2 separate regions of the Homo sapiens genome follow, and region 1 is linked to region 2. Evidence: chromatin loops called from intact Hi-C (ENCODE). Cell type or tissue: HepG2. All regions are shown on one strand. Each heading gives the region's core, and the rest is flanking DNA. Links, peaks and the distances in the headings are about the cores only.

The links. Hi-C counts contacts between places; a loop is a spot of excess contacts. Peaks named below come from ENCODE experiments on the same cell type or tissue, not always from the same donor. Only the 100,000 strongest peaks of a DNase experiment are listed, where the experiment ranks them.
Region 1: a loop joins it to region 2, with 21 times the contacts of the local background. A loop is called at or near these places in 3 of 110 quality-filtered maps.

What each region holds. Positions count from the first base shown.
Region 1 is chr3:51,091,095-51,107,673 of GRCh38, forward strand. All of the region lies in intron 9 of DOCK3 (dedicator of cytokinesis 3), which reads left to right. Among named protein-coding and RNA genes, the nearest start is that of MANF, 290 kb to the right of the region's middle. In HepG2, for the core only: a CTCF peak has its summit at 9,345 (motif pointing right); a DNase peak (open chromatin) is centred at 9,357.
Region 2 is chr3:51,303,103-51,319,681 of GRCh38, forward strand. It overlaps DOCK3 (dedicator of cytokinesis 3), which reads left to right. Exons shown (of 53, transcript NM_004947.5): 28 at 7,130-7,224; 29 at 8,902-8,977; 30 at 9,374-9,474; 31 at 9,742-9,800; 32 at 11,878-12,026. Among named protein-coding and RNA genes, the nearest start is that of MANF, 74 kb to the right of the region's middle. In HepG2, for the core only: a CTCF peak has its summit at 8,138; a DNase peak (open chromatin) is centred at 8,129.

The sequences.
Region 1 (16,579 bases), core at 5,631-13,630, 210 kb before region 2:
CCATTGATCAGGACATGTGAATTTTCCTTATCACCAATGGCTCCTAGTATGTGCCCTTGGGAAAGTTATTGTAGAGAAGGTAGTAGTGGTATTGATGAAAGCTAAAACTGTTGCATGTAGGCAAGACTACAGGCCAGGGCTGTGTGGATATAGATTCTGGCTGCTCTTCTTTTCCTACTATCCAGATGTTTGTAAACTTTATTTGTGTGTGTGAGAGTGTGTATGTGTGTGTAAAAATCCTTTCTTCAAGCTACATTTTATGAAAAAGTCCAATATATGAAACAGATAAAACTATTCCATTATTGTGGCCCAGGAGCAATGGCTCACGACTGTAATGCCACCACTTTGGGAGGCCGAGGAGGGCGAATCACGAAGTCAGGAGTTTGAGACCAGCCTGACCAACATAGTGAAACCCCATCTCTACCAAAAATACAAAAAATTAGCTGGGCGTGGTGGCGGGCTCCTGTAAGCCCAGCTATTCAGGAGGCTGAGGCAGGAAAATCGCTTCAACCTGGGAGGCGGAGGTTGCACTGAGCCGGGATGGTGCCACTGCACTATAGCCCAGCTGACAGTGTGAGACTTGGTCTCAAAAAAAAAAAAAAAAAAAAGATGGATTGTTGGCAAGATGGCTGAATAGGAACAGCTCTGGTCTGCAGCTCCCAGCAAGATTGATGCAGAAGGCGGGTGATTTCTGCATTTCAGCCGAGGTACCCGGTTCATCTCACTGGGACTGGTTGGACAGTGGGTGCAGCCCATGGAGGGCAAGCCGAAGCAGGGTGGCGCATTGCCTCACCTGGGAAGTGCAAGGGGTTGGGGAATTTTCTCCCCTACCCAAGGGGAGCCATGAGGTACTGAGCCTGACGAACTGTGCACTCTGGCCCAGATAGTGCGCTTGTCCCATGGTCTTTGCAACCCGCAGACCAGGAGATTCCCTCTGGTGCCTAACACATCAGAGACCTGGGTTTCAAGCACAAAACTGGGTAGCTGTTTGAGCAGGCACCAAACTAGCTGCAGGAGTTTGTTTTTCTCCATAACCCATTGGCACCTGGAACGCCAGTGATACAGAACTGTTCACTCCTCTGGAAAGGGGTGCTGAAGCCAGGAAGCCAAGTGGTCTGGTTTGGCAGGTCCCACCCCCATGGAGCCCAGCAAACTAAAAGATTCACTGGCTTGAAATTCTCACTGCCAGCACAGCAGCAGACTGAGATCGACCTGGGATGCTCGAGCTTGGTTGGGGGAGGGACATCTGCCATTACTGAGGCTTGAGTAGGTGGTTTTATGCTCACGGTGTAAACAAAGCCGCTGGGAAGTTTGAACTGGGCGGAGCCCACTGCAGCTCAGTAAGGCTGCTGTGGCCAGACTGCCAGATTTCTCCTCTCTGGGCAGGGCATCTCTGAAAAAAAGGCAGCAGCCCCAGTCAGGGACTTATAGATAAAACCCCCATCTCCCTGGGACAGAGCACCTGGGGGAAGGAGCAGCTGTGGGCGCAGCTTCAGCAGACTTTAGTTTCCCTGCCTGATGGCTCTGAAGAGAGCAGCGGACCTCCTAGCACAGCGTTTGAGCTCTGCTAAGGGTCAGACTGCCTCCTCAAGTGGGTCCCTGACCCCCATATATCCTGACTGGGAGACACCTCCCAGTAAGGGCCTACAGACACCTTATACAAGAGAGCTCTGGCTGGCATCTGGCAGTTGCCCCTCTGGGACGAAGCTTCCAGACGAAAGAACAGGCAGCAATTTAATCCATCTTGAGTTAATTTTTGTATAAGGTGTAAGGAACGGGTTCCGTTGCAGTTTTCTGCATATGGCTAGCCAGTTTTCCCGACACCATTTATTAAATAGGGAATCATTTCCCCATTGCTTGTTTGTGTTAAGTTTGTCAAAGATCAAATGGTTGTAGATGTGTGGTGTTATTTCTGAGGCCTCTCTTCTGTTCCATTGGCCTATATATCCGTTTTGGTACCAGTAACACGATGTTTTGGTTACCGTAGCCTTGTAGTATAGTTTGAAGTCAGAGAGCATGATGCCTCTGGCTTGGTTCTTTTTGCTTAGGATTGTCTTGGCTATGCAGGCTCTTTTTTGGTTCCATATGAAATTTAAAGTAGTTTTTTCTAATTCTGTGAAGAAAGTCAGTAGTAGCTTGATGGGGATAGCATTGAATCTATAAATTACTTCAGGCAGTATGGCCATTTTCATTATATTGATTCTTCCCATCCATGAGCAAATGGAATGTTTTTCCATTTGTTTGTGTCCTCTCTGATTTCCTTGAGCAGTGGTTTGTAGTTCTCCATGCAGAGGTCCTTCACATCCCTTGTAAGTTGTATTCCTAGGTATTTTATTGTCTTTGTAGCAATTGTGAATTGGAGTTCACTCGTGATTTTGCTCTCTGCTCATCTATTATTGGTGTATAGGAATGCTTGTGATGTTTGCACATTGATTTTGTATCCTGAGACTTTGCTGAAGTTACTTATCAGCTTAAGGAGATTTTGGGCTGAGACGATGGGGTTTTCTAAATTTACAATCATGTCATCTGCAAACAGAGACAATTTGACTTCCTCTCTTTCCTTTATTTCTTTCTCTTGCCTGATTGCCCTGGCCAGAACTTCTAATACTATGTTGAATAGGAGTGGTGAGAGGGCATCCTTGTCTTGTGCCAGTTTTCAAAGGGAATGCTTCCAGCTTTTGCCCATTCAGTATGATACTGGCTCTGGGTTTGTCATAAATAGCTCTTACTATTTTGAGATATGTTACATCAATACCTAGTTTGTTCAGAGTTTTTAGCATGAAGCAGTGTTTAATTTTATCGAAGGCCTTTTCTGCATCTATTGAGATAAACATGTGGTTTTTGTCATTGGTTCTGTTTATGTGATGGATTACGTTTATTGATATGCATATGTTGAACCAGCCTTGCCTCCCAGGGATGAAGCCAACTTGATCATGGTGGATAAGCTTTTTGATATGCTGCTGGAGTTGGTTTTGCCAGTATTTTATTGAAGATTTTTGCATCGATGTTCATCAGGGATATTGGCCCGAAATTTTCTTTTTTTGTTGTGTCTCTGCCAGGTTTTGGTATCAGGATGATGCTGGCCTCATAAAATGACTTAGGGATGATTCCCTCTTTTTCTGTTTATTGGAATAGTTTCAAAAGGAATGGTACCAGCTCCTCTTTGTGTCTGTGGTAGAATTCGGCTGTGAATCTCTCTGGTCCTGGGCTTATTTTGGTTGGTAGGCTACTAATTACTGCCTCCATTTCAGAACTTGTTGTTGGTCTGTTTAGGGATTCGACTTCTTCTGGGTTTAGTCTTGGGAGGTGTGTGTCCAGGAATTTATCCATTTTTTCTATATTTTCCTAGTTTATTTGTGTAGAGATATTTATAGTATTCTCTGATGGTAGTTTGTATTTTTGTGCAATAAGTGGTGATATCCCCTTTATCATTTTTTATTGTGTCTATTTCACTTTTCTCTTTTCTTCTTTATTAGTCTGGCTAGAGGTCTATTTTGTTGATCTTTACAAAAAAATGAACTCCTGGATTCATTGATTTTTTTGAAGAGTTTTTTGTGTCTCTATCTCCTTCAATTCTGTCCTGATCTTAGTTATTTCTTGTCTTCTGCTTGGTTTTGAATTTGCTTGGTCTTGCTTTACTAGTTCTTTTAATTGTGATGTTAGGGCATAGATTTTAGATATCTCCCACTATTATTGTGTGGGAGTCTAAGTCTCTTTGTAGGTCTCTAAGAACTTGCTTTATGAATCTGGGTGCTCCTGTATTGGGTGCATATATATTTAGGATAGTTAGCTCTTCTTGTTGTATTGATCCCTTTACCATTATGTAATGCCCTTCTTTGTCTTTTTTGATCTTTGTTGGCTTAAAGTCTGTTTTATAAGAGACTAGGATTTCAACTCCTGCTTTTTTTTTTTTTTACTTTCTATTTGCTTGGTAAATATTGCTCCATACCTTTCTTTTGAGCCTATGTGTGTCTTTGCATGTGAGAATGGTCTCCTGCTGGGTCTTGACTCTTTATCCAATTTACCAGTCTGTGTCTTTTAATTGGATCATTTAGCCTGTTTACATTTAAGGTTAACATTGTTATGTGTGAATTTGATCCTGTCATTATGATGCTAGCTGGTTATTTTGCCCATTCGTTGATACAGTTTCTTCATAGTGTGGATGGTCTTTACAATTTGGTATGTTTTTGCAGTGGCTGATACTGGTTTTTCCTTTCCATATTTAGTGCTTCCTTCAGGAGCCCTTGTAAGGCAGGCTTGGTGGTGACAAAATCTCTCAGCAATTGCTTGTCTGTAAAGGATTTTATTTCTCTTTTGCTTATGAAGCTTAGTGTGGCTGGATATAAAATTCTGGGTTGAAAATTCTTTAAGAATGTTGACTAGAGCTTCAACCACAGCCCTCCTTGGGGTATTAAAAAAGCCTGGAACTGACAACACCAGAATCCAGAATCTCCCAGTTTCTTAATACCAACTTGATGGTGGAATTTGCATTGTCTAGTGCAAAATGCAGCCCTTTTAACATTTACATTTGATCTTTATCTTCTGGTTATACAGATTACTTTATCTAATTTTACCTGTTATTTGTTTTAAAGCTTTTCACCCCATCTTACCCAACTTTTAGTGGAGAAAGGTAATACTCAAAAGCTCTCTCAATTCTTATAACAGCATATAAAACATTTCATGCTCATTAAACTAACACCCTTCATTCTCTCATTCTTTTCAAATGTCAATCCTTAAGTGACATAAATAAGGTTAGCAAAAAAAAAAAAAAAAAAAAAAAAAGAATGTTGACTATTGGCCCCCATGCTCTCTGGCAAAAAAAAAAAAAAAAGAATGTTGACTATTGGCCCCCACGCTCTCTGGCTTGTAAAGCTTCTGCAGAGAGATCCACTGTTAGTCTGATGGGCTTCCCTTTGTGGGTAACCCGACCTTTTCCTCTGGTTGCCTTTAACATTTTTTTCTTCATCTCAACCTTGGTGAATCTGACGATTATGTGTCTTGGGGTTGCTCTTGTGTCTTGGGGTTGCTCTTCTCAAGGAGTATCTTTGTGGTGTTCTCTATATTTCCTGAATTTGAATGTTGGCCTTTCTTACTAGGTTGGGGAAGTTCTCCTGCATAATATCCTGAAGAGTGTTTTCCAACTTGGTTCCATTCTCCCCGTCACTTTCAGGTACACCAATCAAACATAGGTTTGGTTTTTTCACATAGTCCCATATTTCTTGGAGGCTTTTGTTCATTCCTTTTCTTTTCTTTTTTTTTTCTCTAATCTTTTCTTCACACTTTATTTCATTAAGTTGATCTTCAGTCTCTGATATCCTTTCTTCCACTTGATCAATTCGGCTATTGATACTTGTGTATGCTTCACGAAGTGAAGCTGTGCTGTGTTTTTCTGCCCCATCAGGTCATTTATGTTCTTCTCTAAACTGGTTATTGTAGTTAGCAATTCCTCTAATCTTTTTCAAGGTTCTTAGCTTCCTTGCATTGGGTTAGAACATGCTCCTTTAGCTTGGAGGAGTTTGTTATTACCCACCTTCTGAAGCCTACTTCTGTCAATTCACCAAACTCATTCTCTATCCAGTTTTGTTGCCTTGCTGGTGAGGAGTTGTGATCCTTTGGAGAAGAGGCGTTCCGGTTTTTGGAATTTTCAGCCTTTTTGCACTGGGTTTTCCTCATCTTCGTGGATTTATCTACCTTTGATCTTTGATGTTGGTGACCTCCGGATAGGGTTTCTGTGTGGACATCCTTTTTGTTGACGTTGATGCTATTTCTTTCTGTTTGTTAGCTTTCCAGGTCTGCTGGAGTTTGCAGGAGGTCCTTTCTAGACCCTGTTTGCCTGGGTATCACCAGCGGAAGCTGCAGAACAGCAATGTTCCTTCCTCTGGAAGCTTCGTCCCAGAGGGGCACCCACCAGATGCCAGCCAGAGCTCTCCTGTATGAGGTGTCTGTCGACCCCTGCTGGGAGGTGTCTCCCAGTCAGGAGGCACAGGGATCAGGGACCCACTTGAGGAGACAGTCTGTCCCTCAGCAGAGCTCAAGCGCTGTGTTGGGAGATCCGTTGCTGTCTTCAGATTCACAGGCAGGAGCATTTAAGTCTGCTGAAGCTGTGCCCACAGCCACCCCTTCCCCCAGGTGCTCTGTCCCAGGGAGATGGGAGTTTGTTCTGTAAGGCCCTGACTGGGGTTGCTGAGTTTCTTTCATAGATGCCCTTCCCAGAGTGGAGGAATCTAGAGAGGCAGTCTGGCTACAGAGGCTTTGAGGAGCGCAGTGGGCTCCACCCAGTTCGAACTTCCAGGTGGCTTTGTTTACATTGTGACAGGAAAACTGTCTACTCAAGCCTCAGTAATGGTGGCTGGCCCTCCCCTTACCAAGCTCCAGCATCCCAGGTTGAATTCAGAGTGCTCTGCTGGTAGCGAGAATTTCAAGTCTGTGAATCTTAGCTTCCAGGGCTCCATGGGGGTGGGATCTGCTGAGCTAGACCACTTGGCTCCCTGGCTTCAGTCCCCTTTCCAGGAGAGTGAACGGTTCTGTCTCACCTCACTGGCGCTCCAGGCGCCACTGGGGTATGAAAATAAAACTCCTGCAGCTAGCTTGGTGTCTGCCCAAACGGCCGCCTAGTTTTGTGCTTGAAATCCAGGGCCCTGGTGGCGTAGGCACCTGAGGGAATCTCCTGGTCTATGAGTTGCGAAGACCGTGGGGAAAGCGTAGTATCTGGGCCAGAGTGCACTGTCCCTCATGGCACAGTCCCTCACGGCTTTCCTTGGCTAGGGGAGGGAGTTCCCTGACTCCTTGTGCTTCCCTGGTGAGCCAATGCCCAACCCTGCTTCAGCTCACCCTCCATGGGCTATACCCACTGTCTAACCAGCCCCAATGAGATGAGCTGGGTACCTCAATTGGAAATGCAGAAATCATCTGCCTTCTGCGTTGATCTCGCTGGGAGCTGCAGACCAGATCTGTTCCTATTTGACCATCTTGCCAGCCACCGATCGGAGTTTTGCTCTTTTGCCCAGACTGGAGTGCAGTGATGCGATCTCAGCTCACTGTAACATCCGCCTTCCGGTTTCAAGCTGTTCTCCTGCCTCAGCCTCCCGAGCAGCTGGGATTACAGGTGCCCACCACCATGCCCATCTAATTTTTGTATTTTTATTAGAAATGGGGTTTCACCATGTTTGCCAGGCTAATCTTGAACTCCTGACCTCGTGATCTGCCTGCCTTGGCCTCCCAAAATGTTGGGATTACAGGTGTGAGCCACTGTGCCTGGCCCAAAGTCCCATTCTTACTCTCTTGGAGTTTTTTCAGCATTCAGGATACCTTGCATAAACTAAACTTTTTCTTGAAAATCAGTTGCTTCTATAATTGAAATAGAGGGCTCTCCCTGAGAGTCAAGCATTCTACCCAAATGAGATAATCTGCCTCTGTGAAAATCTTAGGGGACCCTGGAGATAAATTTTATTTTAAAATGATGGGCGAGCACTTTTTTATTAAAGCAAACAATTTTGTTTCCCTCTGCAAAAGAGGTTATGTATGTAATGCAGCTAGAGCTTATCTGCAGGATTTAGGCAGTCCACTAATAGACCTGCAATTTAGTCTTGGTCCTTCGACCCTAGGCCCCATCGTATAGTCTAGCCTGTCTTAACTTGGTCCAGGACATAGACTCCAGCTCACTAACCAACATTTTCGCAAAGATTTTCTGTGAGTTCCAGCAGAAATAAGAGAGGAGCTGGTACCTTGTCTCTGGTAACTGTTAACATCACTTTCTTTTTCTACCCTGCTCTCTGGTCTGTCATTGTCAGTATACTTAAATTCCCTAAAAATTACGAGGGGCTAGAGAAATTAATAGTATTCTCTCTTTTTCTTTCTCTTTCTCACACATCCACAAAGAAAGCTAATGATTTCTGTGCCCTATGGATGAGGAGGCCAACAAATGGATGTTTAAGTGAAACTTTATAATCCTGTTGCCCTGCTAAGTTTTTCATCAGTATATTTTGTTGCATAACTCAAAACTGAAAATATAGACAGAATGAATTCAAATAGGGTTTAAAGCTAAATATATTTCATACTAGTGGTCAGACTGTCTTGACATGCTTCTACATATATGCCCAACACATCAGCTCTTACTCGGAAGCATTAAAGTGAAAGTCTTTTGAGAGATAGACACAGTGAAACTTTTACTTTAGATATATACTTTGGCCTGTGGTTAAACCTGCCTTTTTCATCTGAAAATAAGATCAGAAACTGCTGTTCTGTATATGCCATCCTTCATTATGTTCTGAGTCTAACTGTTAGGCTGTGGAAAATTTTTAATGTATCATCCTACAGAGTCTGGATAACAACAGTGAAAGAAAAGATCAGGTTCTTTAGAAAGTTTCACATTGTTTACAAGAAATTTGACTTCTTCTCTGCCTAAAAATACGTAGGACAAAGTAGAGCAGAATGACTGATGCGTCTCACATATCAAAAAAATCCTCTGTGAGGAGAGGAATGTGGAGAATTAAGTGAGATCAGAGGTAGAAGTTACAGTGTTTGGTAAAGTCATTTATTTATGCACCAAATGTTTATTTTTACACCTGCTATGTGCTTGTGCTGTTATAGGCTCTAGTAATATGGCAGTGGATAAAACACACAAAAATCCATGTTCTCATGAAGCTTACATAGTAGGGACAGACAGTAAATAGAAATAAGTAAATTGTATCATATTTGAAGGGATAAGTGTTATGGAATAGAAAAAGTAAAGCATAAGGGAGATTTGCTGTGCTAAATAAGATTGTCAGGGTAGGCCTTACTGAGAAGGTACACCTACTGTGGGGCTACCTTCCAGGGAAGAGACTTAATTTGTCCCATCCTCTCATCCTTTGATCTCTAAATGATTTCTAAATTAATGAGGTGGAGCCAAGGGATCAAATTACTGGCAGCCATGTCACCCTTATTTACTTAAGGATAAATAAAAAAAACTAGATAAAGAAAGAAAGAAAGCCTTTACAGTGACCAGATGACAGACGATGGTGGCTTGGATTCTGGCTATCTTCTAAAGGTAAAGCTGTGCTTATTTTGTTTCTGGTATGGTGGAGTAAGCCCCTGACAGTCTGGCCCTCCTACAGTTAACACTGAGCAAAATCCAAAAACTACCTGACGGTGCTGCCAAATGAATAAAGCAGGCAGATATTGTAAGGCAGTAAAAAGTTGGAGAAAAAGATCAACATGAGGTGAATTTTCTGTTTTTTGTGGTTTTGATCTGAAAGTGAGCTGTAGTCCTAGCATAGTATAGAGTGTCTGAAACTCCATTAGAAAGCCTGCCATATTTTTAGCCTGAGGAACCAAGAGATGGAACCTGGGGCAAGTATGGCCACCAGAGGGAGTTCTGGAGAGAAGAGAGCAGGAAATGGGAATCTCAAATTCTATGTATGAGCTCTACCCATGTCACTGGCTCACCTCTGAACCATGCGTATCCAAGGCAGACGCAAAGCAGCTAGCAACAAAGGCTAAAAGAAAACTGTGATTTGACCCACCACAGGAGAAATGGAGATTATAGATTAAGTCTAATCAAGTTAATTCACCATTAAAACAAAAATACTAATTCTCTTCAGAATATAGCAGAATTCAGATTCTCTACAATGTAACATTTACAAGGTCCAGGATAAAATCCAAAGTTATGGGATAACCAGAAAAATTAGTTACTTCAACAAAGCAATAGCTAAATTTAATTTATCTTTTTTTTTTTTTTGAGATAGGATCTTGCCCTGTTGCTCAGGCTGGAGTACAATGGCACAATCATGGCTCACTGCAGCCTCAGTTTCCTGGGCTCAAGTGATTCTCCTGCCTCAGCCTGCTGAATAGCTTGGACTACAGGTGCACGCCACCACGCCTGGCTAATTAAAAAAAAATTTTTTTTTTTTTGTAGAGATGACATCTTGCTATGTTGCCCAGACTGATCTCGAACTCTTGGCCTCAAGCGATTCTCCCACCTCTGCCTCCCAAAATGCTGGGATTATGGGCATGAGCTACCATGCTCGGCTTAGTCTTTCTTTTTTTTTTTTTTTTTTGAGACGGAGTCTCACTCTGTCGCCCAGGCCGGACTGCGGACTGCAGTGGCGCAATCTCGGCTCACTGCAAGCTCCGCTTCCCGGGTTCACGCCATTCTCCTGCCTCAGCCTCCCGAGTAGCTGGGACTACAGGCGCCCGCCACCGCGCCCGGCTAATTTTTTGTATTTTTAGTAGAGACAGGGTTTCACCTTGTTAGCCAGGATGGTCTCGATCTCCTGACCTCATGATCCACCTGCCTCGGCCTCCCAAAGTTCTGGGATTACAGGCGTGAGCCACCGCGCCCGGCCTCGGCTTAGTCTTTCTTAGAAAATTGCAAGGCGGTAGAGATCATCAGGATGCTGAAAAGGAAAATAGATAACTTGTGGTAGAATGATACTCCATTGTGAACAAAGTGGTGGTAAACTTTTGAAGATGTTTTTCAACTTACAGTGAAAACTAGAAAATAGCCATAATATGTACACACTAATTCCTCCCTCTGTTCCTTTTCCTTAGAATATTACTAATGTAAGCAAAAATGTTACAGAGCCTGCTATGAGCTGGTAACATTTATCAAATGAACAAATGACTTATTATAAACTCTCAAGATGGAGTTCCAGCATTAAATCTATAGTTGCAAAAAAGGCTTCGTGTAGAATCCAGCTGAATTCAGATTAAGGCATTCTAGGCTTTCTCCCATTTCTACTCCTGCCTCAAAGCCAGGCTCACAGAAAGCATGATTTAAACAGACAGTCACTTCCCCTCTGATCCCAGCATCCACTTGGCTAAATCTCACATTTGCAAAGTACCACTAAAGCTTTTCCAGAGTTGGGGATAAAGGAAAATATGAAGGAATCAAAGAAAATACAAGCTTGAAGTTTGTTACCTTTCTTGAACTTCTTTTAAAAAGTTTTGTTGTCATTAAAATATATTTAGCTGGGGAAATTTTAACTAATTTGTGTTTATCTGAAAACGTGGTACTTGGAGAAACAGCTCAACTGTAAGGCCTGTGGCTGGTGTCTTTGGAGTTACAATCATTGAGGGTCTCTGGACACAGACTTCTAGTGACCGGAGGTGTTTCTGTCAGAGCCAGAGCATTTATTCATAAACTGAGGATTATTTTCTCTACTTTTACATTTACAAAGCAATGTAAAATATCTGCCTGGCTGTAGATCAGGATTTATTAAAGATCATCTCAAGACAGAGCAAGATTTTAAAAACTGGATATTTTAATCTTCACATGGAAGTGAAGAACACAAGGTACTGGATTCTGTCAGCAAATCAATCAGTATGTCAGGATTTGTATTTTGAGGAATGTGCTAAATGGTGTTTAAAAACAAAGTCTGGATCAGTATATCAGGGTTTATATTTTGAGGAATGTGCTAAATGATGTTTAAAAACAAAGTCTGGAGACTCATGAGAGAGAATGGAAAATTGAGTGACATATATGTATACTTGCTGTCCATGGAGTAAGCTGTGTGGCTGTTGTTAGGGTAACTAGAAATCAGCTACAAAAGAACAGAAGAAATAGTGTTGTAGAAATAGCACAAACAAAAGGAAGCCCTGAGACGAGATGGCTCCTTTGCAGTGCATGGGAACCAGGAGTCCAATAATTATGACTCATTAGAAAAGGTTAAATGGTATGAGAGAAAAATAGAAATTTAGAATTTCAAATATAAAATATATACAATTATGAGTTTTTAAAAATCAGTTCTTGGTTAGAAAAGGGAAAATATTTTGTTGATGTGTAAACTTCTAATGGCATCTAGAGATATGGCTGCTGGTTTCTGAGAAGGAATGCTCCAAATATGTTTCCCTCTGAGCACATTTAGAACAGAGACTCCCTTGGAAATAGATTCTGCCAGTTGTTTACCTTGAACTCAATTGTCATTAAAACTACTATTCCCCTCCCACTGCAGGAAAGCCACAATACACTTTATATGGACTCTTCAAATCAAAATTGTAAAACTCTTTATTAAATGTCTACCTGCTTGTTGCTATTAAGTTTTGAACCTAAATATATAAAACGATATCTTTTTCTTTCAAGGGGCTCTAATGGAAAATATAAATATTTCAGCACCCCAAGACATAGAATGGAGAGAAATATATAGCAGATGTACTAAACCAATGGTGGTGCAGGCCCAAGAGCTGTGCTACAATGAGAGCCTGTGCTACAATGAGACTACAGAGCAAAGTAGGTGACATGCTCATGCACAAAAAAGGGAATAGAACAGAAGAGATAAATTCTAGCATCTCAAAAAGTGAAAGCAAAGCTAGTTTATAAATGGCACAGGAAAATGAGCCTTATTGTCGTCCTGTTTATTCAACAAAAATCATTTTACCTTTCTTGATTATCTACCTTTACCAAACTTAGCCCTGAATTACTTTCTGTCATTTCTAATAAATCTACCCTCAAAAAATTGATAAGCTACTCCCAAGATACTTAAGCCATGTGCAATAGTCTCATAGAAGGTTCAAAACAATTCTCCAAATGCTTAAAGCAGGTTGACTCTATTTAGTGCCTACAATGTGCCAGGTCCTATTCTAAGTCCCAGATATCAGTGAAAACTAGTAAAATACCTCTGCCTTCAAGGACTTAATATAAATCTATTGCCTTATGTGTACAAAGGAAGGATACATTTCTTTGGCCAAGTTGGACTCTGTGAGCTTCCTGAGCTATGTTTGTGCTCAAGGAGAAAAAAAACTGGGAGGATATTCACTTATCCAACTACACAATGGGATGAGCCCTGTTCTAATGTCCTGGGGATATACTAGGGAGCTAGACAGCAATATTTCTACCCATAATGGGGGATGAGGGAGAAGCAGACAAAAAACAGGATGAGTAAGTAAAATATGCGACATGTTCAATTATTTATATACAGATATTATATGTATTAGAAAAATAAAGCAGAGAAGGGAGCTAGAACATGGGATAGGGGAAATTTTTGATAGGATAAATGAGGAGGGAGTTTTACTCAGAGGATGACAATTGAGTAAAGACCTAAAAGAATTGGGGCAACAATCAGGTGAATATTTTGGAAAAGAAGTTTCCATGTACAGGGAACCACAGCAACTTCAGAAGCTCTCAGGCAGAAGCATGAGCCTGAGGACAGCAAGGATACCAGTGTCATTGGAACAAAACGAACAAGGACATAGGACAAAGTAGACCGTGAAGTCAGAGAAACAAATGTCTGGCCTTGGCGAGGGAGTGGTAGAGAACTGTGGGGTTTTGAAGGCTATTGTAAATGCTTTGGATTTTACTTTAAGTGAAATGGGGACCATTGAAGGTTTCTGAGGGGAAGAGGGACATGTTCTGACTTGGGTTTTAACCTGTTCACTGTAGTAGCCATGTTGACAGTGAATTGTGGGAAATGCAGGCAAAAACAAGACCAGTTGGGAGACTTAATATAATAATATCAGGAGAGATTGGGTTTGGACCAGTGGCAGCAGTAAAATGGCTTTATATGAAAATGTTAACAGTGATTATGATTGCCTCTGAGTGAACAATTTTAGTGGGATTGTGGACAATTATAGCTTTCTGCTTTTGCTTTTAAGTAATTCCCAGATTTACTTTAGTAAACACTTATAATCTGAGAAAAATATATAAACAACAATGAAGAGTTGCTCAGGGTATTGTCAGAACGTCTAGGAGGATTTCCCATTACTTTTTTAATTTTTAAAATGTTTTTAATATTTTTGAGACAGGGTCTTGCTCTGTCTCCCAGGCTGGAGTGAAGTGGTAGAATCACAGCTCATTGCAGCGTTAACCTCCTAGGCTCAAGTAATCCTCCAACCCCAGCCTCCTGAGTAGCGGGACTACGGGTGTACACCACCGCACCTAGCTAATGAGAATTTCCCATTTATTCCTGAGGGTTAGGAAAAGTTTTCTGGAAGAGATAATGGGAAAGCATGAGTACTCCTACTAATCTTTGCAGTGAGGGGCAGAAGGTATTCCAAGCAAAGGAGAGAGTGTGAATAAAGACTTGGGAAATAAGCAGTGGCAGGAAGCACCACAAGCATTTGATGTTGTTATAGTATGAATGGTGAAATCAGAGATGAGGGAAAAGAGTGTTCTGTGCCAACTAAGGGTCTTGGGCCTTATGTATAAAGAAGATGATAAAGAACATGATTGAATTTTAAGGAGGGGCCTGGCATAGTCATCTTTAAATATCAAATCATCCCTCCAATGGTGAGGATCTCATAGTGCACAGATAATGTGCAGAGGTTGGGTCTGAAGTTTAAATAGTTTCTAATAAAGTTAAGCATATGCCTACTCTGTTTCAGCAGTTCTGCTCCTAGGTGTATACCCAAGAGAAACAAGACATGTGCCCATAAAAAAGACAAACAAGAATGTTCATTGAAGCTTTGTTCATCATAGCCAAAAATTGGAAACAAATCACATATCAACAGGAGAATTGATAAATAATTGTATCTATATACATACATTGTATCTATATATAATGGAATACTACTTAACCATAAAGAATGAAGTATTGATACAGCAACATGAATGAATCTTGAAAGCATTATGTTGTGTGAAAGAAGCCAGACACAGACTCCTGCTCCAAGATGGCCAATTAGATGGAGCCAGAAGAACATTTCCCACTGACATCCCGACATTGGGAAGATGGTTGCACTCCTAGCACATCTTCAGAGGGAAGACATTGCAAGCAAATGGAGGGAAGACATAGAGGCTGGATTGAAGGGGGAAGAAGCTGGGAATTCTGCATGGGGCTACCATGCACCAGGATTCATTCCTGACCTTCAGCAACTCCTGCAGAGGGGGTGAGTTGAACAGACAAGGAACAATCTGCTCTTGCCACAGGCCCCACAAATCCTGGCAGGGAGAGATCCCTCAACCACCACAGACACTTATGTTGACAGGGAAAGCTGCTTAGAGAAGTAGTAGGGGCAGAACTCTGGTCAGGGTGGAGCCCAGAGGGTTTGGTGTGGGAGCATCTGTAGTGGAGCATGGCCAGAGATGCCTCTCCCGCTAGGCTTCACTTGCTCCAATAGGAGACTTTAGCCCCTAGAGGAACTGTCTGACCTGAACTCTGCAAGGTGATCTGGCCCATGAGATAGAGCCGGGTCAGACCTGAGCACCCCTCAGTTGGCTAGCCTCTCCCAGGGCCCCAGCCTGGCTGTGCCTGCATCAGTGCAGCCCTCAGGTAATTTGTGGGTACCCACATCATAGCTCCTGCACTGGCAGGCCACGCTTGGTCGGCAGAGAGCTCCAGCATAGCAGCCCCCACTGACAGGCTGCAGCCCACCCACACCCTTCCTCCACTGCAGCCTCCCCATGCCACTTTGCCTGCACACACGTCACCATGGCCGCTCTCTATATCACTTTGCAGGCATGTGTGTGTGTGCGTGCACCCTGCCATGCCACACCTGCCTACATGAGTGTCCTTGCCCTTGCTTCCCCCTGCCACACCGCCATTGTTTTCAGAATGTTGGTGGGCTCCTTTCCTCACCAGTGCCTTGCCCCTGCACCAGGGGTGCTGGCATAAAACTAGGCATGGAAAATAGTGGACTTGCCCCTAGCCCTGAGCAGCCACTGCTGCCGGCATCAACGCATACAGTGGATACACACAGTCCTGCTCCCACCAGTACCCTGCCCCCGTGCTAACACCACCATTGTGCAAATGTGAGCATAGTCACTAATAGGAGGGGGTGCCCCCCCCAGCCATACTTCAAATGCTTGAATGGAAGCTGGCACCTCAGTACCCACTAGCACCCTGCCCCAGCAGACAAGTGTGCTCCCCACTGCATTGCCGCTGCCATTGGCACATGAAAACAAGATCCCGCTGCCACCACCATATGAAGTACTTTGGTTGGCACCACCCAGCAGAGTGTTGTGACCAGCAGTCCCAGAGCACCTTGACCCCTCCAGTGCAGCAGATTCCTAATCTCAAGCCAGATTTCAAAGCCAAGCTTGATATCAGTTTCCAGAGTGAAACCAGACATTATAGAAGTCCTGAGCTGAGCCTTGGTCTCCTAAAATCTTCCAGTAATGAAGCTAGTTGACTGAACCCATCTTATATCACAATCAAACCCCCAAGGTCATTAAGTAGTATAAAAGGGAAAAAAAAACCATCCAAAGGATAGCAGGTTCAAATATTGAAGGAATATTAGCCCACAAAGATGAGAAAGAACCAGTGCAAGAACTCTGACAACTCAGAAAGCCAGAGTATCTTCTTTCCTCCAAACAATTGCAACAGTTCTCCAACAAGGGTTCTTAACTGGGCTGAGATGGCTGAAATGACAGAAATAGAATTCAGAATATGAATAGGAATGAAGATCATTGAGATTCAGAAGAACGTTGAAACACAATCTAAGGAAGCTAAGAATCACAGTAAAACAATACAGGAGCTGACAGACGAAATAGCCAGTATAGAAAAGAACATAACCAATCTGATAGAGCTGAAAAACACTCTAGAAGAAGTATTAACAGCAGAATAGACCAAGCTGAGGAGAGAATCTCAGAGCTTGAAGACTGGCTTTCTGAAATAAGACAGACAAGAATAAAGAAAAAAAGAATGAAAAGGAACAAACAAAACTTCCG
Region 2 (16,579 bases), core at 4,308-12,307:
TTGTTCCTTTTCATTTTTTTTTTTCTCTAATCTTGTCTTGCCTTATTTCAGCAAGATAGTCTTCAAGCTCTGAAATTATTTTCTCTGCTTGGTCTGTTCGGTTATTGATACTTGTGTTTACACTGTGAAGTTCTCATGTTGTATTTTCAGCTCTGTGAGGTAATTTATGTTCCTCTCTAAACTGGCTCTTCTGGTTAACAGCTCCTGTAATGTTTTATCATGGTTCTTAGCTTCTTTGCATTGAGTTAGAACATGCTCCTTTAGCTCAGAGAAGTTTGTTATTACGCACCTTCTGAAGCCTACTTCTGTCAATTCATTCATCTCAGCCTCTGCCCAGTTCTTTGCCCTTGCTGGAGAGGTATTGCAATCATTTGGAGGAGAAGAGACATTCTGCCTTTTTGAGTTTTCAGTGTTTTTTCACTGATTCTTTCTCATCTTCATGAGTTTGTCTAGCGTCAATCTTTGAGGCTGCTGACCTTTGGATAGGGTTTTTGTGGGGACTTTTTTGTTGATGCTGTTGTTGTTGCTTTCTGTTTGTTTTTCTTTCAACAATTAAGCCCCTTTTTGTAGGGCTGCTCTGGTTTGCCGAGGGTTCACTCCAGACCCTATTCACCTGGGTCCCTCCCACACCCAGAGGTGTCACCTGAGGAGGCTACAGAACAGCAAAGATAGCTGCCTGCTTCTTCCTCTGAGATCTCTGTCCCTGAGAGGCACTGACCTGATGCCAGCAGGAATGCTCCTATATAAGGTGTCTGGCAACCCTTATTGGAGGGTCTGACCCAGTCAGGGGGCACGGAATCTGGGACCCACTTAATGAAGCACTCTGGCTGCCCCTTGGCAGAGGGGGTGTGCTGTGCTGGGGGGAATCCCACTTGTCTGGGCTGCCTGGATTCCTCAGAGCTAGCAGGGGGAAAGACTAAGTCTGCTGATCTGCGGACACCATAGCCGCAGGTCTCCGCAGCCCCTCAGTCCCAGGGAGATCAAAGTTCTGTCCCTAAACCCCTGGCTGAAGTTGCTAAAATTCCTGCAGGGAGGCCCCACCCACTGAAGAAGAATGGGTCAGGGTCCGACCTAAAGTGGCAGCCTGGCCACAGTCTGCCACAGCCAGTGTGGCAGTTTGGATCCAAACCGTCCAGTTTCCCCAGCACCAGCAGGGGAAAAACTGAAGACTGGAGCTACAGTGATGGCTGCTGCCCCTCTCCCAGTGAGCTAATCATCTTAGGCAGCAGGCAGCCATAGTGATGCCTGCTGCCCCTCTCCTGGGAAGCTCATTAGTCTTAGGCAGCAGGCAGCTATAGTGATGATGACCTCCCCTCCCGCTCAGGATGATGACCTCCCCTCCCCCTCCTCCCCTGCTCAGTTGTCATAGACAGCAGGCAGCTGCAGTGATGGCTGCCAACCCTCACTTGGGGGGAACTCAGTTGTCTTAGCCTCCAGCTGAGTGGCCGCTGAGAATCTGCACAGCTGTGTGCTTGGGATCCAAGGTCCTGGTGGCGTAGGCCCACAAGTAGGATCTCCTGATCTATGGGTTGCACAGATCTGTGGAAAAAGCATGGTTTCCCAGTCTGGGTAGCACGATCCCTCACTGCCTCCCTTGGCTGGTGGTGGGGGGCCCCCTTACCCCATGTGGCTCCCAGGTGAGCCATCGCACCACCCTGCTTTTCCTCACTTTCCGTGGGTCATGCCAACCACCTAGTCAGTCCCAGTGAGAGAACCTAGATACCTTGGTTGCCACTGCAGGGTTCACTCACCGTTTTGGTTCTTCTCTGTGGGACCCTCCAACTGCAGCTGTTTCTAGCTGGCCATCCTCACCCCTCTGATTTTACTTCTTTTAAATTTATTGGGACTTTCTTATGGCCTAACATATGATCTGTCCTAGAGAAGGGAATGCACATATTTTTCCTTCTATGTGCATTTGAGGAAAACGTGTGTATTTTGTTGTTAGATGGAGTGTTCTATAGACGTGTGTTAGAGCTAGATAGTTTATAATATTGCTCAAGTTTTTTATTTCTTTGCTGATCTTCTGTCTAGTTGTTCTGACTGTTAGTGGTATATCAAAGTCTTCAACTATTATTGAATTGTCTACTATTACTTTCCATTCTGTCAGTTTTTGCATTATATATTTTGAGGCTGTGCTTTTAGGTTGCATATATGTTTATAATTACGACTTCCAGACATAACTGACCCCTTTATCATTATAAAAATATCCTTCTTTGTCTCTAACAAAAATTTTTGTCTTAATGTCTATATTGTCTGATGTTAATATAGCCATACCAGTTCTCGTTTGGGTACTATTTTCATGGTATATATTTTTCCATTCTTTTACTTTCAATGTATTTGTACATTTGAATCTAAAGTGTGTACCTTGTAGATATAGTTGGATCATATTTTTAAATTAATTTTTCCCAACTCCGTCTTTTAGTTGGAGTGTTTAATTCATTTATGTTTACTGTAACTGCCAATAAAGGTAATTGGTAGGTTTTACACCTGCCATTTTGCTATGTGCTTTATATAGGTCTTATGCCAACTTTGTTCCTTTGTTCCTCCATTACTGCCTTCTTTTGTGTTAAATGTATTTAGTATGCCATTTTAATTCCCTCAGTGTGTGTGTGTCTGTGTGTGTGTGTGTGCGCGTGTGTGTGTGTGTGTGTGTGTGTGTTTTTATTATAGGGCAGGTCTACAAATAGAAAATTCTCTCTGTTTTTATCTGAGAATGTCTTGATTTCTTCTTCTTTTTTTTTTTTTTTTTTTTTTGAGACAGGGTCTTGCCCCGTCACACAGGCTGGGGTGCTGTGGCACAATCATAGCTCACTGCCACCACAGTCTTCCCAGGCTCAAGCGATTCTCCCACCTCAGCCTCCCAAGTCATTGGGACTACATGTGCACACCACCACACCAGCTAGTTTTTCTTTTTTTTTTTCTTTTTTTTTTTAAATTTATTGTTGTAGAGATGGGGTCTCGCTATGTTGCTCAGGCTAGTATCAAGTTCCTGGGCTCAAGCAATCCTCCCATCTCAGCCTCTCAAAGTGCTAGGATTACAGACATGAGCCACTGTGCTTTGCAGTTTCTTTAGTTTTGAATGGTAGTTTTGCTGGCTGTAGGATTCTTTGTTGATGGTCTTTCATTTCAGACTTTGAATATTTCTGCTGTCTGCCTTCTGGCCTCCACTATATCTGATGATGTCACCTTTTCATATTATTGAGGGTTGTTTGTTGTTTTTCTCTTGTTGCTTTCAAGATTCTCTTTATTTTTGGCTTTTGACACTTTTGATTCTAATGTGGCTCTATGCGAATCTCTTTGATTTTATCCCCTGTAGAGTTTGTTGAGCTTCTTGGCTGTGTAAAGATTTTTTCATCAATTTTGGAAAGTTTTTGCCCATTATTTCTTCCCATTTCTCTTTCTCTTTTCCTTCTGGCACTACCACTGTGTGTGTGTTTATACCCTTAATGATGCCCCACAGGTATCTGAGGCTCTGTTCATTTGTCTTCATTCTTTTTTCTTTTTGTTTTTCCTACTTGAGATAATCTCAGTTAACTTGGCTTCAAATTTGCTGATTCTTCTGCTAGCTCAGATCTGCTGCTGAGCCCCTTTAGTGAATTTTTCATTTCAGTTATTGTATTCTTCAATCCTAGAATTTATATTCGGTGTACTTTAAGTAATTTCTACCCTTTTTGTTGGCATCCTCTATTTGGTGAGTCATTGTTCTTACACTTTCCTTTAATTCTTTAAGTGTGATTTCCTTCATTTCTTTGTTTAAAGTATTTTCCAAGCAAGTCCAATGTTTGAGCTACCTCAGGAAAAGTTTTTATTTACTTCTTTTTGCCCGTGTATGGGCCATACTTTCCTATTTTTTTATATCTTATAATATTTTGTTGAAAACTGGACATTTTAATTAATTTGGCAACTCTGGAAATCAGATCCCTTCCCCACATCCCCAGGGCTTGTTATTGTTGCTTTTTATTGCTTTATGTTGTTGATGATGCTTGTTTCTTTTTTTAGTGACATTATTGGACTCATTGCTTTTTGGGGTTTTTTTAGACAGGGTCTTGCTGTATTGCTCAGGCTGTAGTACAGTGATGTGATCAGAGCTCACTACAACCTTGCCTGGACTCAAGAAATCCTCCCACTTCAACCTGCTGAGTAGCTTGGATTACAGGCATGCACCACCACATGCAGCTAATTTTTTAATTTTTTGTAAAGATGGGGATCTTGCTATGTTTCCCAAGCTGGTTCCAAACTCCTGGCCTCAAGTGATCCTGTTGCCTCAGCCTCCCAAAGCACTAGGATTACAGATGTGAGCCACCATGCCTGGACCCATTCTTTAATATCTGTATTTTTTAACTATATGCAGTCACTAAAGTCTCCATGCAGTTAGTTAATGATCAGCTAATAACTGAACAGATATTTTCTTAAATGCCTTAAATCAATAACTCTCCGCATTTTGTAAAGTGTTTTTTTTATGTGTATGTGTTGGGGCTCACTGTCATTGCTCCAGCACTTTTCAGTTCAGCCATAGCCTTCACTTCCTGCTTGCCCAGAGCCTCAAGGTCAGCACAGGTGAGAGATTAGGCCTTCTCAGGCCTTCCCTAGGAATGTGCACAGCCCTGCACTCATGTGTGGCCTTCTAGATTCCCAGGAATATGTCAGAGCTTTTCAAGGCCCCCTATGGATATTTCATTCCTCAGATTTTCCTTATAATTTTTTTTTTTTAGCCATTCTCTGGTTTGCCCGAAATGACATGGCTGCTTCATGCAGCTGGGATGTTAAATTATATGGGTTTTTTTTTTTGTTTTTTTTTTCTCTCCAACAAATGCCTTGGGTATAGAGTTTTCCTCACTGAGTGAGCTCTGAGTCAGGTTAAATTAAGACAAGCCCTATGAATGGAGTTTTTCCAGGAAGCTGCCAAGCAGGTCAAATAATAACAATTCTGGGGGGTCAGGACTTTTTGTAGGAGTTCCAAAACCATTCTGTCCCTTCTAATGGCTGCTAGGCTCTGGTTTTCATGACTTTCATGATTCTACAGCAGCTTGTTTTTAAGGCTACTGTGGAGGTGGGAGGGGAAGGGAATAGTGCAAGTTAAAAATGCAACAAAACTCATTGTTATTATTCATCCATTTTTCTTTTTTTTTTTTTTTATTGATCATTCTTGGGTGTTTCTCGCAGAGGGGGATTTGGCAGGGTCATAGGACAATAGTGGAGGGAAGGTCAGCAGATAAACAAGTGAACAAAGGTCTCTGGTTTTCCTAGGCAGAGGACCCTGCGGCCTTCCGCAGTGTTTGTGTCCCTGAGTACTTGAGATTAGGGAGTGGTGATGACTCTTAACGAGCATGCTGCCTTCAAGCATCTGTTTAACAAAGCACATCTTGCACCGCCCTTAATCCATTTAACCCTGAGTGGACACAGCACATGTTTCAGAGAGCACAGGGTTGGGGGTAAGGTCATAGATCAACAGGATCCCAAGGCAGAAGAATTTTTCTTAGTACAGAACAAAATGAAAAGTCTCCCACGTCTACTTCTTTCTACACAGACACAGCAACCATCCCATTTCTCAATCTTTTCCCCACCTTTCCCCCTTTTCTATTCCACAAAACCGCCATTGTCATCATGGCCCGTTCTCAATGAGCTGTTGGGTACACCTCCCAGACGGGGTGGTGGCCGGGCAGAGGGGCTCCTCACTTCCCAGTAGGGGCAGCTGCCGGGCGGAGGGGCTCCTCACTTCTCAGACGGGGCGGCTGCCGGGCGGAGGGGCTCCTCACTTCTCAGACGGGGCGGCTGCCGGGCGGAGGGTCTCCTCACTTCTCAGACGGGGCGGCCGGGCAGAGACGCTCCTCACCTCCCAGACGGGGTCGCGGCCGGGCAGAGGTGCTCCTCACATCCCAGACGGGGCGGCGGGGCAGAGGCGCTCCCCACATCTCAGACGATGGGTGGCCGGGCAGAGACGCTTCTCACTTCCTAGATGGGATGGCGGGCGGGCAGAGACGCTCCTCACTTTCCAGACTGCGCAGCCAGGCAGAGGGGCTCCTCACATCCCAGACAATGGGCAGCCAGGCAGAGACGCTCCTCACTTCCCAGACGGGGTGGCGGCCGGGCAGAGGCTGCAATCTCGGCACTTTGGGAGGCCAAGGCAGGCAGCTGGGAGGTAGAGGTTGTAGCAAGCCGAGATCACGCCACTGCACTCCAGCCTGGGCACCATTGAGCACTGAGTGAACGAGACTCCGTCTGCAATCCCGGCACCTCAGGAGGCCGAGGCTGGCGGATCACTTGCGGTTAGGAGCTGGAGACCAGCCCGGCCAACCCAGCGAAACCCCGTCTCCACCAAAAAAATACGAAAACCAGTCAGGCGTGGCGGCGCGCGCCTGCAATCGCAGGCACTCGGCAGGCTGAGGCAGGAGAATCAGGCAGGGAGGTTGCAGTGAGCCGAGATGGCAGCAGTACAGTCCAGCTTCGGCTCGGCATCAGAGGGAGACCATGGAAAGAGAGGGAGAGGGAGACCGTGGGGAGAGGGAGAGGGAGAGGGAGAGCGAGAGCGAGAGCGAGAGCGAGAGCGAGAGCTCTTTGTTTCTTACAGAGCGTACATGGGACTCATCCATTTTTCTTGAGTAAACATTTCTTGGATTGTCACAAGCCTTTGGTTAACCAGTATTAGCCACCCCATTGCTTTCATGGACAAGCAGATTTTCAGAGGTCTTTACTCTGCCATTCCTAAAGTACCTCTCCCATCATCGTGTTCTTAATATCCAAAAAAGCATGTTCTTACAATCAAACGCTCAGGGGCCATGCCCCAGAAAATGAAGCCCATGGACTCAGTCGGACACCAGTTTGGCTAGACCTTAGTCTGTCCCATGCTTTGGGCTTTGTGGGTATAAAGTGGGTATAGAGCTGCTTTGGGCACTGTGGGTATAGAGCTACCTCTGTTCTGCCCAGTTTGGGTCTGCTTCCATCTGGCCTGTGAGAGTACCCAGAACTCACTCTCATGTAGCCCTCTAAGAGAGAAACAACTCACAGAGAGAACCAGATCTAACTCACTGGTCCCACCCATTGTCATGATCTAGTGGCGGCCAGGAGTGGCCTATTGAGGAGATGCATATTGTGGTGGTGGTGTCTCACATCAGCTTTCCTCTGCTGTCAGGAATTTCTGCTGAAGATTTTTTGCGTGTTCCGGAACCTGATGAAGATGAGTGTCTTCCCTCGGGACTGGATGGTAATGAGACTGCTCACAAGCAAGTAAGTATGGAAGGGCTCTGTATCAGCATCACTGAGCTGTTCTCAGACTAAGAAGAGTATGTGTATTTCAGAGAGGGAGCACATGAGCAAGACAAATAAAGGCCAGGGCCATGGGAACAGAGAGGAGAGGGCAAATGAGAAAAACATTTTTGTGCTTAGTAGATGATGGCACAGTAAGGATAGAGAAGAAAATTTTCAGGATGTGAAATATAATATCCAGAGAAGGGTTCTTCCTTGAGGAAGGCCTGCTCAGTGGCCCACTGGCCTCTGCTGCCCTATAGGTTTGGGCATTATCCCAAGCCTTCTTCTCAGTTTGAATTGTGTTGTCTACCAGGCAGTGCTTGCCTCCCATAGACAGTGCCAGTTATCCACCTGAGACCTGGCTGCAAGGCTCTGACCACTTCTGATTACTGACATAGAATTTACTCTAAAGATAATCCTAACCTGACTGCCTCATTTATATTTCTAGCTTGTGCTTCCTCCTGGCAAACCAGACAAATGATGCATGTGGTAAGGGGCTGGCTCATCTGGTCTCTCTCTATTCAGCAGAAGGCTACTTGGCCTCCACACTCTAGCCCATTGCCTCCTCCCACTGATCTGCCTTTTATATTGACATATAAAATACAGTGAAAGTGTCTGTTAGATATATTAGCAAGATACTAGCATGGTCTTTCCACTTTACACCTTTTATAAGCACTGTAACTTTTTCCAAAATACAAATGTTTTATAAAGAATAGAAGGATGATTGTAAACAAAGTTGCACAGATACTTCCTCAAATAGTGACTTTTCCATTTGAATCTTTCTTGTTTCTATCTCTTAGCTCCATTCAGAGCACTTCAGGCTCCCCAGCTTGTCCTGCAAGAGCAGCTTTTTCTTTCAAAGCTTTGACCCTTTAAATTTTTCACCCCCTCTAGTGGTGGACTAGTCTTTCTAATGCACTGTTTTTGTCATGTTCTTCTGCATCTAAGCAGAGGTGGCCACTGTTAGATGTAAGTCTCTTTGCCAGGTAGCCAAGGCCCTATGTAATGAAACGTACTGTCCCACTAGACTTCCTCTCCACTTCACTCTCTTGTTCCAGCAGGACAGCCTCCCATTGTCCCTTCTATGTGCCCAGGCTGAGATTGAGAGTGATTACTCAAGCTAGACCAAAAGAGCTGAATTCAAATGACACATAGATGAAAATAATAGTATATGACAAAAGCAAAGATTTATTAACTATATAAACCCCTGTTATCCAGTATAATAATAAAATTATGTTCTAAATCCTACAAAGTGATCATAATATCTCTTGATTACCCAGAGATCCCCAAAATACTAGAACTACTCTGAACTGGGAGAAACCTTAAAGAACCATCGATCTCCTACCACCTTTTATAGGCAGGGAAAATGAGACCCAGAGAGAAGTATGAAGGCCAGGTAATGACAGAACTAGGTCTAGAACCCACTGATGTCCTGTGCTGTCCTGCCAACTGTGGGGCATTTCTCCAAGACTGGTTTTCTGTAGAGATTTTTTCTATAGAGTTTGTACCATTTTCTCTTTCCTTTATAGTCACATCTTACATGGGAACAAATTGTACTCAAGAAGTTTGCACACAGGCTATAGACAGCTGATACCAAGCCATCAGATGCCATTGTTAGTCTTTTAATTCTGCCAATGCCTTGTTTCCTTACTGCAGTATTATAGTCACTACTGTCCAGTACCTGTCCTCTGCACTGCACAAGAATTTCACAGAGACTGACTTTGACTTTAAGGTAGGCACTCCTGAAATATCCATCACTATTATTGCAATAACCTTAGAAAGCCAAAACCAAGCTCACTTGTTTTTTGCTTTATTAATAGATTCATAGTATCAAACAGCTTCCAAGCCTGATGATGATTAGAATATGACCTGGGATACCCCTGTTGGAAGTGTTGGTAGCCAAACTCCATGAGTATGCTTTCTAGTCCAGAATCAACACAATTGGCTTCAGAAGGAGTTAAGGGGGAAAAAAAGAAAAATTCTTGTTTGCAAAGATATTTAAAAGGGAAAAAAAATGAGGATCTTAAGATTGTAAAATGGGTTCTATGCTACATGCATGTATTTAGTAACGCTCCCTACAAGATTAAGTTCTTAGACTGTCACATTTTCTCTTTCTCTGTCTGTCTAGGTGTGGAATTCTTACTTTAGCCTGGCAGTTCTATTCATAAATCAGCCAAGCCTTCAGCTAGAAATTATCACCTCAGCCAAAAGGAAGAAGATTCTAGATAAGTAAGATAAACGTCTTATATTCATCTCCTTACCACTTGGCCAAATAGGGCTATGTTTCGTTGAGAGTTCTTTCAGAGGTCCACAAGGTTCTCAGCTGGGTGGTTTCCCAGGGGCCCAAGTGTGGGAGTTCAGTCGAGAGCCCAAAGGCTTAGCGCATTGGGAAGCATTAGAAACAAACAGTGCTGAAGTCCTGGCCTCATGGGTTTGCAGCCCTATCCTCCTGAACCTTCTCCCACTAACGGTTGGCTCCTGTGTTACTATTCTTAGGTATGGGGACATGCGTGTAATGATGGCCTATGAACTGTTCAGCATGTGGCAGAATTTGGGTAGGTTTTTTCTCCCTATTCTTCCCTTCTATATATTGCATAGCCAAATAGAAAGTAGCAAGACTAATAACATCTCCCAGGCTTTATGAATGTTAATTCAGGCCCAAGAGATCCTTACATATCTTTCACATAACACCTCAGATGGATGGTGTAGCACATGTGCATAAAGCCCTTGGCAAGGAGAGTTTGTCTGAGAAATAAGACCTCAGTAATACATATGCCAAATCCCTTTTTTTAGGAACTAAAGTCAAAAGAAAAAAAAGAAAAGGAGGGCTGTAGTAGTTTTTTCCAATTTGAGAACCCATTCCTATAAGATCCTCCATGCTCTTCACTTCCCAGTCTGGATGTTGCAGGCTCAAAAGCTTAGATCTGAGATACCCAGTACATGAGCAAAGGTGGCTATTAATTTTAATAAAGATTGAAACATTTATTGGATCTCTGGTATTCATGCATCCAGATCAGATACTTGACACCAGTTGCATGGAGTAACATATAAGAAGAGAACTGCAACCTCTGGGTGAGATCAGTTTTGGCTTCCCTTCTTTGCACAGCTTCTGCTTTGAATGCTTTGAAAATAGCCACTGCTTTGAATCTAAATTTGTCAGATCAGTGTTTTTGGTAGAATTTCTGGGTTGCCCTGGTGACTGAGTGGGCCATCCTGTGATATTGTAGAGTTCTGAGTGGCCTGTCAAGATGCTGGAGAACTATTATTATTTCAAGTGAAGTCTGCTTTCAGCTGAGCTCATGGTTCTGAAGCTGTAGGAATGATGGTCATAAAATCTCCAGTCCTCTGTTAACCATCCCCACCACTAACCTAGAGGCAGCAAGTAGGATATGAAGTATTTCTGCCGGCGAGAGGGCCTTCTATTCATGAGTGGGGATGCATTTCCCCAATCAGACTTTCCAACACTCTGGTTCCCTGTATCCAGCACAGTTTGGAAATGGATTTTAACCCAAAGTTGACTCTGAAATTCCCAGGAATGCAAGAGACTGGCTACTGTGCCAAGTACCAAAATTGGAATATGCTGAACCAGCCTCAGGGCTAAACATTTGCTTCTTAGAATTTTTTTTAATACCAGATTTGCCTGATAAAGCCTTTTCTGCCTCATTTCTTTTGGTGGAAATGACATTCTCTGGTCCCCAAGAAATGGTTTTACTTGGCCGTAGCATTCATTGCACAGACCCACAGTTTATCTCCTCAATAGTCTCTGAAGGACTGAGAGCAGAGCTCTGAAAGATGGTTCACTCTGTTTTACCATTGCAAGGAAGAGAAAAATCCTATCCCACCATCCACAGGACTGTCTCTGGCTTCTGGTAACATACCCTAGATGGCACGCCAATGAGAGGGAAACCCACATCACACACTTACCATGGAAATGCTTCATTAAGGAAGTTGAGGGTTGAGCTGAGCCAAGTAGGTGTAATGGCACCATCAGAAATGCAATATGAACACAAAGGGAGTTCAGGGTGGGTAAAGAGAGAATCTCTAAGCCAGCCTTTTAGGGTAGGGCTGTGCAGGAGACTCCTGCTAGCTCAGGAGGAGGACTTCTTTGGCATACATGAACATAGGCAGTGTAAAAATCCATGGACTTATTAGACGTCTGGTGGCTAGACCAGGGACTGGATATCCTCATCACTTAAATGTCTCTGGGCTAGAGCTAGAAACTCCAAGGAGAGTGCATTGTATTTAAGCAGAAATATTGGGTTTTTCTTGTTAAATAAACACTGTGAATAGACCATCTGACACTCATAGGTTACTCAGAAACCTATTCTGTCTAGAGTAGCAAACTCTGTTCCTTCATCTCAGAGAGATTTTCAGGTAGTTTGTGGGACTGTCAGGAAATTCTTTGGAAAAGCAGTTTTGTGACAGTTGCGCATTTGCTTTCACTGGGCTAGGCCAACTTTATCCATAAACTCTAAAAAGTTGAGGGAGAGTACCTCAGAAAACCATAGGGGAGAGCTTGTTTTGCTCTCAGAAGCTTCCAGTATGGATTGTAGCATGTGTTGTGGCCCCATTTGGGAATCTTCCATGGAAGGAGCAAAGCAGGCATAAACTAATTTGGGTTTTGTTTTTCAGGTGAACATAAGATCCACTTTATTCCGGGAATGATTGGTCCTTTTCTGGGTGTGACACTGGTCCCACAGCCAGAAGTACGGAATATCATGATTCCCATCTTTCATGACATGATGGACTGGGAGCAGAGAAAAAATGGCAACTTCAAACAGGTAAGACACCTGGCAGTGTTCGGGGTATTCTCTGGAATGGATCCCTTCTGCTTAGGCAGGTGGCCTAGATGACCAAGCCATGATTCTAGTGGGGATGGGCTGTAGTTTGGCTAATTTGAATCCTGTTCAAGGGTTTTCCCTTACTTGCTGGCCAAAATTGATTTGTGGATTTTCTCCATGAAGTTAGAGGCCAGAAAATAATGAGGCCAGGAAAGAATGAACATCACTATAACTTTCTGATCAAGGAATGATTGAGACTGTAGCCTCCCAGTTTCAATCATGATAGGGCCCTGGGAGTGTGATGTCATTCCTTTACTGAGGATTTTCACTGTATAATCCAGGCATTTCTAGGGCTGCAGCCCAGACCAGATGACTTCTCATGGCTCAGGGTAGCCCAGCATTTTATAGACTACTGCACAGAGGGGTTGGTCCAGGAGATACAGGCCCCTTGGCTTCCAACTGAATGGCTTCAGGCTGTCCTCCTGTGTAGTTCTTTTGCCACCACTAAGTGTAGGAGATGGCCCCTGCCTTTATATCTGTAGCTCCAGGGGATAGTACCAGGACCAATAGGGGCTAATGATGAGGAAGCCAATTTTAGCTAATCAAATAAATAACTTGCTAACAGCAAAAACTGTCCACTGTAAGCAGGCCTGCTTTGGGAGATAGAGATTTTCTCTCTTGGCAGATGATCTTCAAGCAGAAGCTCCCAGGAAACCTCTAGGGGAATTTTCTGTATTGGCTTGGGAATTGTACCAGTTCCCCACTAAGCTCCTTCCGAGCCTGTGATTCTGGGATGAACCAGTGGTCTATTTAGAATAGGTGACTGTAACAGTGAGAAGTAGACCAGGCAAACAGTAATTTTTAAATATTTATTTATTTTTAAATTTACATAGAGTAAAATGTATTCTTCTTGATTTACAGTTCTATGTGTTTTGGCAAATGCATAGTCGTGTAACCACTACCACAATCAAGAGTTTTTGAATACTTAAAAATTCAGTCTTGCTGTCTATTTGTAGTCAAACCCTTCCCCTGTTCTTAACAAATGCAACCATAGGTCTGCTCTTCATCACTATAGTTGTGCCTTTTCTAGACTGTCATATAAATGGAATCAAGCAAAGTGCAGCCTTTTGAGACTGGCCCCTTTCACTTAGCATAATGCTTTGAGAAATTAATCCATGTCACTGCATGTATCAGTAGCTTTTCTATGCTGAGTAGTATTTAGTTCATTCATTCACCATTTGAAAGACATTTGGGTTATTTCCTCTTTTGTGGATTATAAATAAAGCTACTAAAAACATTTCTTTACAGGTTTTTGTATGCATATAAGCTTTCATTTTTCTTGAGTGAATACTTAGGAATAGGATTGTTGGGCCTTGTGACAAGTGTGTAATTAGCTTTCGAAGAGGTTCTCAAACTCTTTTCTAAAATAGCTATACCATTTTGAAGTCTCAGCAGCAGTATATAATCGATTGCTCCGCATACTAACCAGTACTTAGTATTATCTGTTCGTTTGTTTTAGCCATTCTAATAGGTGTGTAGTTGTATATCATTGTGGTTTTCATTTCTATTTCCCTAGTGACTAATGGTGTTGAGCATCTTTTCATATGCTTATATACCATCTTTATGCTTCTTTGGTAAAATGAGTTCAAAGCTTTTGTTCATTTTCATTTGAGTTGCTGCTTTCCTTATTGTTGAATTGTAGGGTTCTTTATATATTCTGTATGTAAGTCCTTTGTTGAGCATATGATTTACAGATATTTTCTGCAAATCTTTAGCTTATCTTTTCATTTACTAAACAATATCTTTCTTAGAACAAAAGTTTTTAATTTTTATGAAGTCCAGTTTGTCAATGTTTTTCTTTTATAGATCATGCTTTTGGGGTCATACCCCAAGAACTTTTTCTTAACATAGGGCCACAAAAATTTTTCTCCTGTCTTTTCTTCTAGAAGTTTTATAGTTTTACATTTTAAATTTAGATCTATGATCTATTTTGAGTTGATTTCTGTATAAGGTATGAAGGATGGATCAGGTTCTTTTTTTTATTTTGCAACAAGATGTCCAATTATTCCAGCATCTTTTGTTGAAAAGAGTATCCTTTCTTCAGTTGTCTTTCTGCCTTGGTCAAAAACCAATTGCCAAAAAAAAAAAAGAAAAACAAATGGGTTTGGACAAGGAGAAGCTTAAAAAAAAGAAAAAGAAAAAAGACCTTTGAAACTTTGTATTCAAAGTTAGGAGGAGTAAGCTTTAGTGAGCTATTGCACCACGTGGTAACTATAGTTAATAATAATGTATTGTACAAAAATTAGCCAGGCGTGGTGCCACGTGCCTGTAGTCCCAGATACTCAGGAGGCTGAGGCAGGGGAATCACTTGAACCCGGGAGGTGGAAGTTGCAGTGAGCCAAGATCGCACCACTGCACTCCAGCCTAGGCAACAGAGCGAGACTCCATCACAAAATAATAATAATAATAATAATAATAATAATAATAATAATAATGTATATTTAAAAATTGCTAAAAGAGTAGACTTTAAATGTTCTCATTGCAAAAAAAAATTAGGTGAGGTGACAGATATGTTAATTAGCTTGATTTAATCATTTCACAATGTATACATATATCAAAACATCATATTGTACTCTATAAATAGATATAATTATTGTCACTTAAAACTACTTAAAAAATCAATTGACCATATTTGTGTGAATCTCTTTCTAGACTCTAGTCCTTCCGTAGATCAGTATGTTTATTCTTTCATCAATACCACGCTATCTTATTATAGTAGCTTTATAGTTAGTCTTAAAACCACATGGTGTGAGTCTGTCTTCCAGTTTTGTCCTTTTTTTTTCAGTATTGTGTTAGCTATCTAATTCTTTTTCCTTTTTTAAATAAATTTAGAATCAGCATGTCGATATCTATAACATTCCTGCTGAGATTTTGACTGGGATTGCAGTGATTCTATAAATCAAATTGGGGGCCGGGCACAGTGGCTATGCCTGTAATCCCAGCACTTTGGGAGGCCAAGGCAGGTGGAACATTTGAGATCAGGAATTTGAGAGCAGCCTGGCCAACACAGTGAAACCCCATCTCTACTAAAAACATAAAAATTAACCGGGCGTGGTGGCAGGTGCCTGTAATCCCAGCTACTTAGGAGGCTGAGGCAGGAGAATTGCTTGAACCCAGGAAAGGGAGATTGCAGTGATCTGAGATCGCACCACTGCTCACCAGTCTGGGCAACAGAGCAAGACTCTGTCTCAAAAAAATTATATATATATCAAATTGGGAAGAATTATGTCTTAATAGTCAATGAAAACAGTATATCTTTCCATTTATTTAGGTGTTCTTTTATTTCTTTCATCAGTGTTTTGTATACAGATCTTACACATATATTATTAGATTTATATGTATTTCCTGTTTTTTGGTGCTCTTCTAAATAATTCCATGCAACTGAATGATGTTGATTCCTTGAAAAAATTTTAGACTCCCTTTATTGTCAAGTATGCAGCATTTCAAAAAATTGTTCTACATGAACTTGAAAACAATGGGTATTCTGTGGGTGAGGGAGTAAAACTTACGTTTATCTAGTAGCTCAAGCTCCTTAATTATATTGTTTGAACTTCTGTAGCCTAACTAATGCTTTGCTACTTGATCCATTGGTTTTAAGAAAGTTCAATTAAAATGTTCCACTTTGTTTATATAAATATATAAATGATTGCAATTTTTAAATTTTATTTTTGTTTCTAGGATATAGAAATTCAACTGATTTTTATATATTAACATTATATCCTGTACCCTTGCTAAATTTACTTATTAGTTCTGGAAGCTTTTTTGCAGATTCCTTGGGATTTTCTATTTAGACAATCATGTCATCTGAGAATAGAGTTTTATTTCTTCCTTTCTACTCTATATATCTCTTATTTTTCTTGCTGTATCACATCAGCCAGGACCTCCAGGATGATGTTAAATAAGAGCAATGAGAAACTTGCTTTGTTCTTAGGAGAAAGTATTCACCAGTGTTTTACCAGTGAATATGATACTATCCTTATGTGCTTCTCCTATTAAACAAATAAATAAATATGATACTAGCTCTAAGTTTTTTATAGATTCTTTTTATCATGGGTAAATAGTATTTAAGATAAAACAGTTTGGGAGTGTGTAGCTCTAATGCCTCCAGGTCTTTGGGAAATAATAACTTCAAACAAAAAAGGAACTGTTACTTTTCTGTATTGTTACAACTTGTGCCTTCTAAATGTGCAAAATGCACAACACTTGATAAAAAAAAAAAAAAAAACCCAGTTACCAAGAAGTGGATGACATTGCAGAGCTATGCAATGGCTCTGAGTCAGCTGAAGATGGGGCTGGGTTACATTCCACCATCACTAACACTGACCAGCCTAAAAATACTTTTTCTAATTATAGAACAATATTTATTTATTGTAGAAAAATGTAAAATGCAATAGTGGGCCAGGTGTGGTGGCTCACACCGGTAATCCCAGCACTTTGGGAGGCTGAGGCGGGTGGATCACAAGGTCAAGAGATCCAGACCATCCTGGCCAACA